3 separate regions of the Homo sapiens genome follow, and regions 1 and 2 are each linked to region 3. The links are chromatin loops, found by intact Hi-C in ENCODE. Cell type or tissue: dorsolateral prefrontal cortex. All regions are shown on one strand. Region 1 overlaps TANC2 (tetratricopeptide repeat, ankyrin repeat and coiled-coil containing 2). Region 2 overlaps TANC2 (tetratricopeptide repeat, ankyrin repeat and coiled-coil containing 2). Region 3 overlaps TANC2 (tetratricopeptide repeat, ankyrin repeat and coiled-coil containing 2).

What was found. A loop is a pair of places that touch in the nucleus more often than their neighbours do. Peaks named below come from ENCODE experiments on the same cell type or tissue, not always from the same donor. Only the 100,000 strongest peaks of a DNase experiment are listed, where the experiment ranks them.
Region 1: a loop joins it to region 3, with 5 times the contacts of the local background. A loop is called at or near these places in 6 of 110 quality-filtered maps.
Region 2: a loop joins it to region 3, with 4 times the contacts of the local background. A loop is called at or near these places in 2 of 110 quality-filtered maps.

Annotation. Positions count from the first base shown.
Region 1 is chr17:63,111,506-63,115,505 of GRCh38, reverse strand. The region is part of intron 4 of TANC2 (tetratricopeptide repeat, ankyrin repeat and coiled-coil containing 2); the gene reads right to left. Among named protein-coding and RNA genes, the nearest start is that of TANC2, 150 kb to the right of the region's middle. In dorsolateral prefrontal cortex, a CTCF peak has its summit at 2,127 (motif pointing left); no DNase peak of the experiment used is centred here.
Region 2 is chr17:62,993,120-62,997,119 of GRCh38, reverse strand. The region is part of intron 1 of TANC2 (tetratricopeptide repeat, ankyrin repeat and coiled-coil containing 2); the gene reads right to left. Among named protein-coding and RNA genes, the nearest start is that of TANC2, 29 kb to the right of the region's middle. In dorsolateral prefrontal cortex, a CTCF peak has its summit at 1,610 (motif pointing left); a DNase peak (open chromatin) is centred at 1,603.
Region 3 is chr17:63,183,365-63,187,364 of GRCh38, reverse strand. All of the region lies in intron 5 of TANC2 (tetratricopeptide repeat, ankyrin repeat and coiled-coil containing 2), which reads right to left. Among named protein-coding and RNA genes, the nearest start is that of TANC2, 220 kb to the right of the region's middle. In dorsolateral prefrontal cortex, a CTCF peak has its summit at 1,702 (motif pointing right); no DNase peak of the experiment used is centred here; H3K27ac peaks cover 378 bases.

The DNA of each region.
Region 1 (4,000 bases), 72 kb after region 3:
GGACTAGCGTTCAAGGATTATTTAATATAATAATGTACAAGTAATTCTACTGCCTCAACATGACTTATAAATGTCTTCAGAAAATAGTAACTTGGTAATAAAGAAGTATAAGTGGTTTCTATGGAATGGTTAATATCAAAGAACATGCAAAGTGATTGAGTTGTTTAAAATAACCTATTACTTTTTATCCTACCTAACTAGAAAACTGTAGGGCAAACTCAAAAATGAGCTATTATGTTTGACTTGGAAATTCCATGGACAGCCTATCTCATTCTGTTTCCTGGATAATCTAATCTCTTCTACCTAGTAAGTTTTTTAACTCAAATATTGTCTTGTGCCAGTAGTTATTTTTGAGGGAAATTCTCTTCAGTTGTGACTTTTTAGAATACTAATTATTCAATATCTTAGGTAAAAAGAGCAACTTTCTCTCCCACCTCCCCATCATCAAGTCATGTTGAGCAGATCTTTGCATTAGAGAGATACCAGAAAAGTTCTGCAAAAAATGTAAACTTGGACAACAAATAATTTTTTCTAACGTTGCTTATGCTGTGTAGGAGCTAACTGGGATGAGGACATGATTAAAATACTTCAAAAGACAAAGTACACAGGTTTTGTTTTGCTTGAAAAATTGGATTTAACTTAAGGGTGGAGAGAGATTTAAGGAGTTAAGCTCTTCCCCTTGGTTACTAATTTTTAACTCCTTTATGATTAATTTAGGTAAGTCATGCTAAAACTTATACAGTTTTACATTCTTTTTTATTTTTATTCTTTTTTCAGTCTTGCTATATTAAAAGCTTTCTCTAAGGAGTAATCATCCGTGCTAAACTCTATTGTGCTTAAAGGTAGGGTAATATTTATGAAGAGATGTACATACGAAATCTCTATTCTCACAGGAGTTAAGAAAGTAACCATTCTACTAGCTATAGCAATTCAAGCTTTGGCCAACTTTCTACGCGGGGTTGTGTCTTTCCTAGCAATGGCTACTGCTTCAGATCAGGACTTCAATCTGCAGCAGTAGGGTAATGAGTGACAGAGAAGAAAAAGAAATATATTCTTAAAAATCATATATGTGATCCCTATACATCAGCCAACTACTTCATCTGGTGGTCAAAGAAAAAGAGAGTAAAGAGTAAAATAGTTACAACTCTAAAGGATAAACTGGCAGGGTTGGATATACTGAGAAGCAGTATTTCTGTTTAATGAATGTCGTGAATGATATGTAATGGATTTCTGAGGATAATTTTCTTTATACTCAGTTTTTATTTTATATGTTGACTTTACTATCTAAACCCTGAATAAAATTATCCCAAATGTGTGATGCTACCTCTAAATGATAATTGTAACATTTGAAAAAGGTCATGAGTTGGCAGGTGGTTCTTTCAGAATGTTTTTATTGATAAGCAGGGCATAAAAGGGCATACTGAGCCATAAGATACACATATCAAATCTCCTTTCTCTCACTTTACTTACTTCATTAATCTAAAGTTATAAAATTTACTGAATGATATAGATGTATACATAATTTTTTCTAAAAATCGTTTTCAGAAATCAGAAACATGAACATTAACCAGAAATGGGGAAAACAGAGATGTTCAACCAACTCTGGTATAACTCAAAACACTGCTCATTGTGCTATCTAAACAAAGTCATCAAAACAGATAATACCACATAGACAATTCTAAAATGACCATATTTCTTGGCTGGGCACAGTGGTTCACACCTGTAATCTCAGTGCTTTGGGAGACCGAGGTGAGAGGGTTGCTTGAGCCCAGGACTTTAGACCAGCCTGGGCAACATAGCAAGACCCCATCTCTACAAAATAATGAAAAAATTAGCCAGGTATGGTGGTGCACGCCTGTAGTCCCAGCTACTCAGGAGGCTGAGGTGGGAAGATCTCTTGACCCCAGGAGGTTGAGGCTGCAATGAGCAGTGATTGTGCCACCACACTCCAGTCTGGGTGACAAAGCAGGACTCTGTGTCTTAAGAAAAAAATAAGTAAAATGAAATAACCACATTTCTTAACTTTTGAAATTCTGCCCACGACATGAATGACTGACGGACAAGGTAAGGATGCGCATTTACAATTAAGAAAGGCCAGCTGAACTGAAAATGTCCTCTGGAACACTCTGCCCTCTGGTGTTTAAAATCCTCCTCTAAGAGAGGGAGTTACTCTGCCATGCCACGTGTTTATTACTCTTATGGGCTGAATGTCAATTTGGGTGCATAATTTTCTATAATGAGAATAAATATATAGTTTAGCATTATAAAAATTTCTGTTGTTATAATGTGAACATATATTCTGTTCTAAGCTTTATATTATCCCATACTATAATTTATTTCCTGTTTAGAGAGTTACTAAGGCTTTCTTTTGAATCGTGGATATTTATTTGACTTTTGTGATGCTTTGTGACTGAAAAGTATTCCTCATGGCCAAAATTGTTTAGCCCTTAAATTCCACATTTGCCACTTTCTAAACTGCTCACATTCCATAGCAGGTGGGAAGTTAAGCAAGTAAAGAAGGACAAGGTCAATTAAGTAAAAAAATTAGACTTCCTAGGGACCATGGCATAAATCATGGTGAGTTTTCTGGGGAAGGTCACAGAAGAAGGATGGACAATGAAGGATTTTTTTCTGTAATCTTCATGGTATTTTCCATGTTTAAAACTGATACCCAATTCTTGGAAACACAACACAGGAGCTAAAAAGGATATTAATCAAGTGATTGACAACTTTTTCACATGTTAGGATTCTTTTTATTATTTCCCCTTGTTTGTCACAAGAAGTGCTTGGCACAAAAAGAAACTCTACACACATTTCTGTATTCCTCTCAGCCTTAAGGTGTTATTATCTTCACTGTACATATGAAGAAACAGAAGATCAAAAAGAACTAATCTGCCCAGAGTTTACAAATGACTATGTAGAACTCTAAACGGGTTCTTCGTTCAGCTGGGTTCTTGACCAGTGTGACCCTATCAGTTCTTTGGGTCCTAGAGTTCTGAGCCTTAACCCTGCCACATTACAGACATTCCATAAAGATCTGTTGAAAAACAACATTACCTTACACAGTGACCTCAATGTTAGACATTTTTCTTGGTGCTGACTACTTGTCCTCCCTGGAACTTTGCCTACTGCCTCCCCCTAGATTCCCTTGGATTAACAGGTTCCACTTACTTCCTGTGACACCTAACAATTACCCTACTGCTGATCCACCCTAATCTTTAGGGTCTGCTTATGCATCTACTTCATGAGTGCTACCACACTGTTATCTTACTAACTTGCCTTCTCCATCTCAGGTCCTAGGTGTCCTTGGTTTGACCCTTCATTGGTCACAGCACTAAAAGGAATGCTGGACCGTCAATTCAACACTTCAGATTTAGGCAAACATTTCTTTAAAAATGTAGAGAAAAGAAGCTATGAGCCCATGGTCAATAATTTTAAAAGAGAATATGGTTTGAGGGTATAGATTAAAAATAAAAAGCAATGGCCGGGCGCGGTGGCTCACGCCTGTAACCCCAGCACTTTGGAAGGCCGAGGCGGGCGGATCACAAGGTCAGGAGATCGAGACCATCCTGGCCAACATGGTGAAACCCCGTCTCTACTAAAAATACAAAAATTAGCTGGGCATGGTGGTGCACGCCTGTAATCCCAGCTACTCAGGAGGCTGAGGCAGGAGAATCACTTGAACCTGGGAGGCGGAGGTTGCAGTGAGCTGAGATTGTGCCACTGCACTCCAGCCTGGTGACAGAGTGAGATACAGTCTCAAAAAAATAAATAAATAAAATAAAAAGCAATTTATACAATCATAAACATATGGAAGCATCTAAAAAAATATTGCCATATCAGAAATTTTTTGATAAAGACAGATTGTGCCTGAAAAAGAAATATACAAAGAGAGGGGGAAATAATCAAAGATGAAGAGTAGAAAACCATAATCAAAGATGAAGAGTAGAAAACCATCTAACAATATTGTCCACGAAGAATAGAGCCCCAGTTGAGAAGA
Region 2 (4,000 bases), 190 kb after region 3:
AAAGAGGCTGGGTGTGGTGGTTCACACCTGTAATCCCAGCACTTTGGGAGGCTATGGCGGGCAGATCACCTGAGGTCAGGAGTTTGAGACCAGCCTGGCCAACACGGTGAAACCCCATCTATACTAAAAATACAAAAAATTAGCCAGACGTGGTGGTGCGCACTTGTAATCGCAGCTACTTGGGAGGCTGAGGCAAGAGAATCACTTGAACCTGGGAGGCAGAGGTTGCAGTGAACCCAGATCACGCCACTGCACTCCAGCCTGGGCAACAAGAGCGGAACTCCATCTCAAAAAAAAACAAAGAAAAAGAAAAGAAAATTTAGTGAATATCTGCTGAAAGCATGAGAGGCTCTAAAAAATACAATCACAAATAATCTCAAAAAAAACGAAGAGAGAAATAGAGAAGAATGGAAGAACTCAAAAGAGCATGTATTTAATCATACTGGGAGAAGTAAACAACCAATGACAAATGCAATAGTGTTCTTAAAAGAAAAACTTCAGCCAAATTAAATTTAAACGAGTTTAATTGAGCAATGAACGATTCACAAATTGGGCAGCTCCCAGAATCACACCAGATTCAGGGAGACTCCAAGGATGCTTCATGGTTAGAACAAATTTATAGACAAAAAAAAAAGGGAAGTGACGGACAGAAATCGACTGTGAGGTACAGAAACAGCTGCACTGGTTACAGGTTGGCATTTGCCTTATTTGAACACACAGCAGTCTATGAGTGGTTGAAACATGGCTGCTGGGATTTGCTAAGACTCCGCTATTGCTACAGGCGCGTACTCCTAAGTGAGGTTTTTAATCTTGTCTGCCTATTAAGCTGGGTTACAGTTTGTCCACAAGGACTCAAATATAGAAGTACGGAGTCCTTCTCAGGCCATATTTAGTTTGCTTGAACAGTGTGAATGATGAGAATACTAGACAGAAACACAAATCTAGCATGAATTTGAGGCTTCTGGAAAACGTAAAAACTCTGTTTCAAAAAAAGTTATATACAGTAATAGGATCAAGCCAATACAAGAAAGACAAATCATTTGTCCACCATCTGGAAATTGCATGTTTTTTCCTCTGTGAAAGGCATGCTGAAGGACTAATAATTATCAAGAAAGGCCTTCTTTAAGTGTTGACTGAGATAAATTGCTAGATGCCTCAGATATATTCTAGGACATAACTTTGGAAGTTCTTATAATTACAGCAGTGCTATCACTGTTCATTGTGGTCTTGAACTCCTGGCTCAAAGGATCCTTCCATCTCAGCCTCGGAGTAGCTAGGACTACCGGCGCACACCACTATGCCCAGCTGATAATCTTTGATAATTTCCCTAAAAGCAAAATTTTGAACTGCACTGAAGAGCTTCAAATTATGCAATCTCTTTCAAGACTGGAGGGCAAAGGAAGGAAATGGGACAATTAACAAAGAAGTCTTGAGAAAGGGAAGTAACTGATGATGGGTTCCACAGTCAGCCTTGTATGTAGTACAAGCACTGCTTCAATTATGAATCCTCATTTTTGCAATACTTATTATCAGGTCATGTACTGCTTTCTCTTTCTACCCCTTCAAAGCTCTTTCATACAGCACCTAAACTGCCAGGGCCATCTGGTGGCCAATACTGGGAGCTAGCTGACCCAGTGTTTCTTTACCTCAACACCCTCCACCAACCTTGTTCCCCATTAGACTAAATTGCCTAACTTCTGAATTTCAACTAAGTCAAGTATTTTATAAAATATCTTATCAAATATTTCCAGATAGATTTACAACTGAGTTCTCAATCCACCCGATTCTGGATCCTTACATTATGAGCTAAGAATTACTATGTCCCTTGTTCGTCCACTCCAAACCAACTACAACTGTCAACACTATCTAAGCCACTGCAGGCTGGCCTTCCCAGGAAACAATGTGAGCCAGCCAGACAAGATAACAGGATTTATAAAAGGTCTTGAAAAGAACGGCTTTATTATTCTACAATGCATGTAAACTGTAAAAGAAAGAAAAAAATCCAAAGAAAATGGAAACATGATGGATTTATCTAAAAGTGACGTAATAATGAAATAAGTGATAACCGTTTCATCCTTCTTCAGTTTTCTTATTGCTTTGCCCAAAGTATTGCATCATCTTTCAAGAAGATATAAAAGAAATATGACACATCAGCTTTGTAGCCTTTGTTAAAGCTCTTCATTTAACACAGTAAACAATACAAGAATTTTCATTTTCTACCCAAAATGTCAAAGAGAAGAATATTTCCAGAGGAAGATGTATCACAATTATTTTATCAGAAGAAGAATGCAAAAAGACAGATGGCAGTACTCCAGATTCTATTGATAAAGGTGAAATTAATCATCTAAGGGAAATCTCAGACTATGAGTCTTCAGATGACCATACCCTAGATTAATTTTCTCAAACTCAAGAACTGGTAAGTGAATCCTAGGAATACAAGGTTGGTTCAGCATATGAAAATCAATGTAATATACCAAATTAGTAACAGACAAAAACTTTAATAATTACCTCCATAGACACAGAAAAAGCATCTGACAAAAGGCAACACCCTTTCATGATTAAAAAAGAAATACTCAACATACTAGAAATAGAAAGAAACATCCTCAGTCTGATAAATGGCATCTATAAAAAGCCTGAGGCTAACATCATGCTTAATTCTGAAAAACTGAACACTTTCCTCCTAAGTTGGACAAGAAAAAATCATCCATTTAACTAGCCTGACAAACATGGCAAAACCCCATCTCTACTAAAAATACAAAAAAAAAAAAAAATGAGCCAGGTGTGGTGGTGCATGCCTGTAATCCCAGATACTCAGGAGGCTGAGGCAGGAGAATCGCTTGAACCCAGGAACCCAGGAGGCAGAGGGTGCAGTGAGCTGAGAATGCGCCACTGCACTCCAGCCTGGGTGGCAGAGTGAGACTTTGTCTCAAAAAAAAAAAAAATTCTACTTACCACTTCTATACACCATTGTACTTGAAGTTCTATTCAGGGCAATTAGGCAGAAAAAGAAATAAAAGGCATCCAAATTAGAAAGGAAGAAATAATAACTCAGTCTCTATTCACAAATGACATGACCTCATATGTAGAAAATCCTAAAGAATACACCAAAAAACTATTAGAGCTAATAAATGAATTCAGCAAATTGGCAGGACACAAGATACACATTAAAAAATCAGTTGTATTTTTTTTTTCTTTTGAGACAGGCTCTCACTCATCCAGGCTGCAGTGCGTGGCATGAGCATGGCTCACTGATGCCTTAAACTCCTGGGCTCAAATAATCCTCTTGCCTCAGCTTCCACAGCAGCTGGGACTACAGGCACATGCTAACACATCTAATTTTTTTTTATTTTTCTTTTGCAGAGACGGGGTCTTGCTATGTTGACCAGGCTGGTTTCAAACTCCTGGCCTCAAACAATCCTCCTGCCTCAGCCTCCCAAATTCCTGGGATTACAGGCATGAGCCACTATGTCTGGCCTGAAAAATTAGTTGTATTTCTTTAGACTATCAATGAACAATCCAAAAATGAAATAAAAAATACATTTACAATAACATCAAAAAGAATAAAAAATTGTTATTAACAAAAGTATAAAACTTGTACACTGAAAATTATAAAACATCACTGAAAGAAATTAAGGAAGACCTAATTAAATGGAAAGACATCCATGTCCATGGATTGAAAGACTTAATGGTAAGATGGCAATAGTCTCCAAATTGATCTGTAGATTCAACAAAATACTTAACAAACTCCCAGCTACTTTCCTTTCAGAAATTGAGAAAGTGATCTAAAAACTAATGTGGAAACGGCAAGGGACCCAGAATAGCCAAAACTTAAAAAGCAAGAACAAAATCAAACCAAGTCAATAGAGGTTCCCCAAAGGTGACCACATTCTAACTTCTGGAATTTGTGAATGTTACCTTACATGGCAAAGGGACTCTGAAGATGTGATTAAGTTGAGGACCTTAAAATAGGGAGATTTTCCTGAATTTTACCCAGGCAGAC
Region 3 (4,000 bases):
ATCAAACTGCCCTACAAGGTAGGCAATATTATCCATACTTTACAAATAACGAAAATAAAGCATACAAAGAATAAGTAACTTACCAAATTCATATGGCTAGTAAGTGGCTGAGCCAGGCAATCTGGCTCTAGACCTCAGGCTCTTTACTCCTAAGTTATACCGTCATCTCCAAGTCCAGTCTCTCACCATATTGCCAGGCATCAGTCCCCAGCTCCCCTCTGCCCACTGAATTTGCTCAAAACTCTCAAAATTTCTCAAGTCATCATATCAATTATTTGACCTATATGTTTGTCTCATCCATGACCATCCAGGTGATATGAAGAGGGTCTCATCTTCATAACACAATACACTCCAATTAAGATATGTCCCTAAACAAAGACAGTACTTTCCTTGAATGGAATTCTGTAACTTCTTTAATAATGACGACAACTTTGAGGTATGAGAAACAGATATCTGGTTGTTGAAAAACAATCTCTGTGAGACTGTGATACACAAAATAAATCATACAGCACTCATGCATTATGCTGATTAAAACTATTTAAATTTGTAGTTCTTGGTTTTATTTTGGCTCTTTGTAAGCAGTGTGTTTACGCATTAGGCTACGCTCCCAGAAATCTGGTTGAGGAATATGTCACCATAAAGACTAAGGGATTATAAGTTTTACATGGAAATGGAAAGATCCAAGAATAGTATAGAAGACTCGAAGAAAGCCCGGGTGCGGTGGCTCACGCCTGTAATCCCAGCACTTTGGGAGGCTGAAGCGGGGGGTGGATCACCTGAGGTCAGGAGTTTGAGACCAGCCTGACCAACATGGTGAAACCCGACTCTACTAAAAATACAAAAAATTAGCCGGGTGTGCTGGCAGGTGCCTGTAATCCCAGCTACTCGGGAGGCTGGGGCAGGAGAATCACTTGTACCTGGGAGGCGGAAGTTGCAGTGAGCCGAGGTTGCGCCATTGCACTCCAGGCTGGGCAACAAGAGTGAGACACTGTCTCAAAAAAAAAAAAAAAAAAAGAGAGAGAGAGAAGGGCATACTGCTTAATATCGAGATTAATATAAAGCTAAAGTAATTAAGACACAGCTAGACAAAAGCATAGATAAAAAGGTGGTCAATGGAACAGAGTTTAAAAATCCAAAAACAGATCTCTCTCTATATATAATCACCTGATTCAGAACAAAAGTTTCACTGCAGTGTTTCAGTAACATGAGAGTGTTTTCAAGTATTGGTGACAGATCAATATGATATCCATATGGAAAAGTAAATCCTGTCCTTAAAAGAATAAGTTTCATATAGATTATAGACCCAAAGGTAAAAAGTGAAGCAATAAGTCTTCTGGAAAACGACCTTTTAGTGTAACTTTATGACCTAGAACTAGGTAAATATTTCTTACAAAGGCCCAAAAGGCAACAACCATTAAGAAAAAAGATTGGCAAAGTCAATCTTTTCACCAAAGACACCATTAAGAAGGTAAAAGGGCAAGCCATAGAGTGAGATAACTACTACAAATCAACAAGAAAGACAATCCAATTAAAAAATAGACAAAAGATCTATACAGGATTTACAAAAGAGAATATCCAAATAGCTAATAAGCACATGTAAAGGTGTTCAATATTATTGGGAAATGCAAATCAAAACTCCAATGAGATACTGCTACACATATACAGTGCAGAATGGCACACAAAACAAACAAAATAGCATCTGACAGTAGGGGGCAAAGGAACACTGAAACACTGCTGTGCTGATGGGAATGTAAACTGGTAGCATCAAATTTGGATAAAAGGTTTGGCATTTAAAAAATGTATGGTTTCAAATTTGGAAAATGTTTGCCATTTTACAGAAACCATATGACTCAGCAAGTCCACTACTAGTTGTATAAAAAAAAGGAAAAGTATACTAATAGGTGCATCAAAAGACACATAACAAATGTTCATAAAACTGTTCATCATAGCCCAAGTTGAAAATGTCCATCAAGGCCAAGTGCAGTGGCTCACGCCTGTAATTCCAGCACTTTGGGAGGCCGAGGCGGGTGGATCACTTTAGGTCAGAAGTTCAAGACTAGCCTGGCCAACATGGTGAAACCCTTTCTCTACCAAAAAAATACAAAAACTAGCCGGGTGTGGTGGTACATGCTTGTAGTCCCAGCTATTCGAGCCTGGGTGACACGGCAAAACCCTAGCTCCAAAAAAACATTTTTTTAAAAAAGAAGCCAGGCCTGGTAGTGCACGCCTGTAGTCCCAGCTACTCAGGTGGGTAAAGTAAGAGGATGGCTTGAGCCTGGGAGTTCAAGGTTGCAATGAAACATGATTGCACCACTGTACTCTAGTCTGGGTGACAGAGTGAGACCCTGTCTCACACTCTGTCCCCAACCCCCCCTCCAAAAAAAAAAAACCGTATTACTGAACAAAAGAAGATAGTTTCAAAAGAATACATAGGGCTGGGTGCAGTGGCTCACACCTGTAATCCCAGCACTTTGGGAGGCCGAGGTGGGGGGATCATCTGACCAACATGGCGAAATCCCATCTCTACTAAAAATACAAAAAAATTTAGCCGGGTGTGGTGGCAGGCGCCTGTAATCCCAGCTACTCGGGAGGCTGAAACATGAGAATAGCTTGAACCTGGGAGGCGGAGGTTGCAGTGAGCCGAGATCGTGCCATTGCACTCCAGCATGGGCGACAGAGCAAGACTCCATCTCCAAAAAAAAAAAAAAAGAATACATACTAAATGATTTTATTTATATAAAGTTCAGAAATTGGTAAAACAAATAATTGATGATGGCAGTCAGAACAGTGGGTATGTTTGTAAGGGGAGGATAATGATGCAGAGGAAGCATGAAGGAAGCTTCTGAACTGCTGAAAACATTCAATATCTTAATTTGTGTTCACTTCATAAATTTTCATAGCAAGGCATAACTGTTATTTGCATTCCTTTCTGTATTTATAATTTCTACAAAATTACAAAAAATGTATTAAAAACTTAGGGCACTGACCTTGAGAATGAAACAATATTCTCAACAATACTTGTTTATGCTTTTTTACTCTAAGAAACAAGTCTAGAATTATGAAAAAAACAAATAACACTACATATTTAAGCTATATATTTTAATACTATTTAAGTTGCTCAGATGAGGGATACTAAATATCAGCAAACTTACTACTCTAAACATTTAGATCTTTCATTTAAAGTTCCTGTCTTATAAAGACATAATATTAGAAATCAAGAGATTTCAAGGAAATTATATATGAAATATGTTATGTTTTAAATAGATCTTCAACTAATGAAAACTTTTATCTATTTTTTCCCACTCAGGAAAGACTGCACCAAACACATTTGCATTTCTTTTTTTTTTTTTGAGACGGAGTCTCGCTGTCGCCCAGGTTGGAGTGCAGTGGCGCGATCTCGGCTCACTGCAGGCTCCGCCTCCCGGGTTCACGCCATTCTCCTGCCTCAGCCTTTTGAGTAGCTGGGACTACAGGTGCCCGCCACCTCGCCCGGCTAATTTTTTGTATTTTTCGTAGAGATGGGGTTTCACCGTGTTAGCCAGGATGGTCTCAATCTCCTGACCTCGTGATCCGCCCACCTCGGCCTCCCAAAGTGCTGGGATTACAGGCGTGAGCCACCGCGCCCAGCCTGCATTTCTTTTTTTAAAAAACAAATGACAAAGACTCAGTTTACCAGATTTACTTAAATTTTAAAAAATATTTTATATATTTAGGGAATACAAGTTCAGATTTCTCACATGCATGTATGACACAGTGGTGGAGTCTGGACTGTCAGTGTACCCATCACTCGAATAATGAGTGTGCATTATACGCAGCAGGTAAATTTTCGACCCTCTCAAACTTTAGTTTTTAAATTTCAGCTTAACATTACTAATTTAAACCACTGTCAAAACTAAGTTGCTAGCATTCATCCACAACTAGAAAACATCCTTTATTTATATTAAACTAGAAATGTATTACGACGAATGCATTAATATCTTGCACTACTAAATAGAGAAAA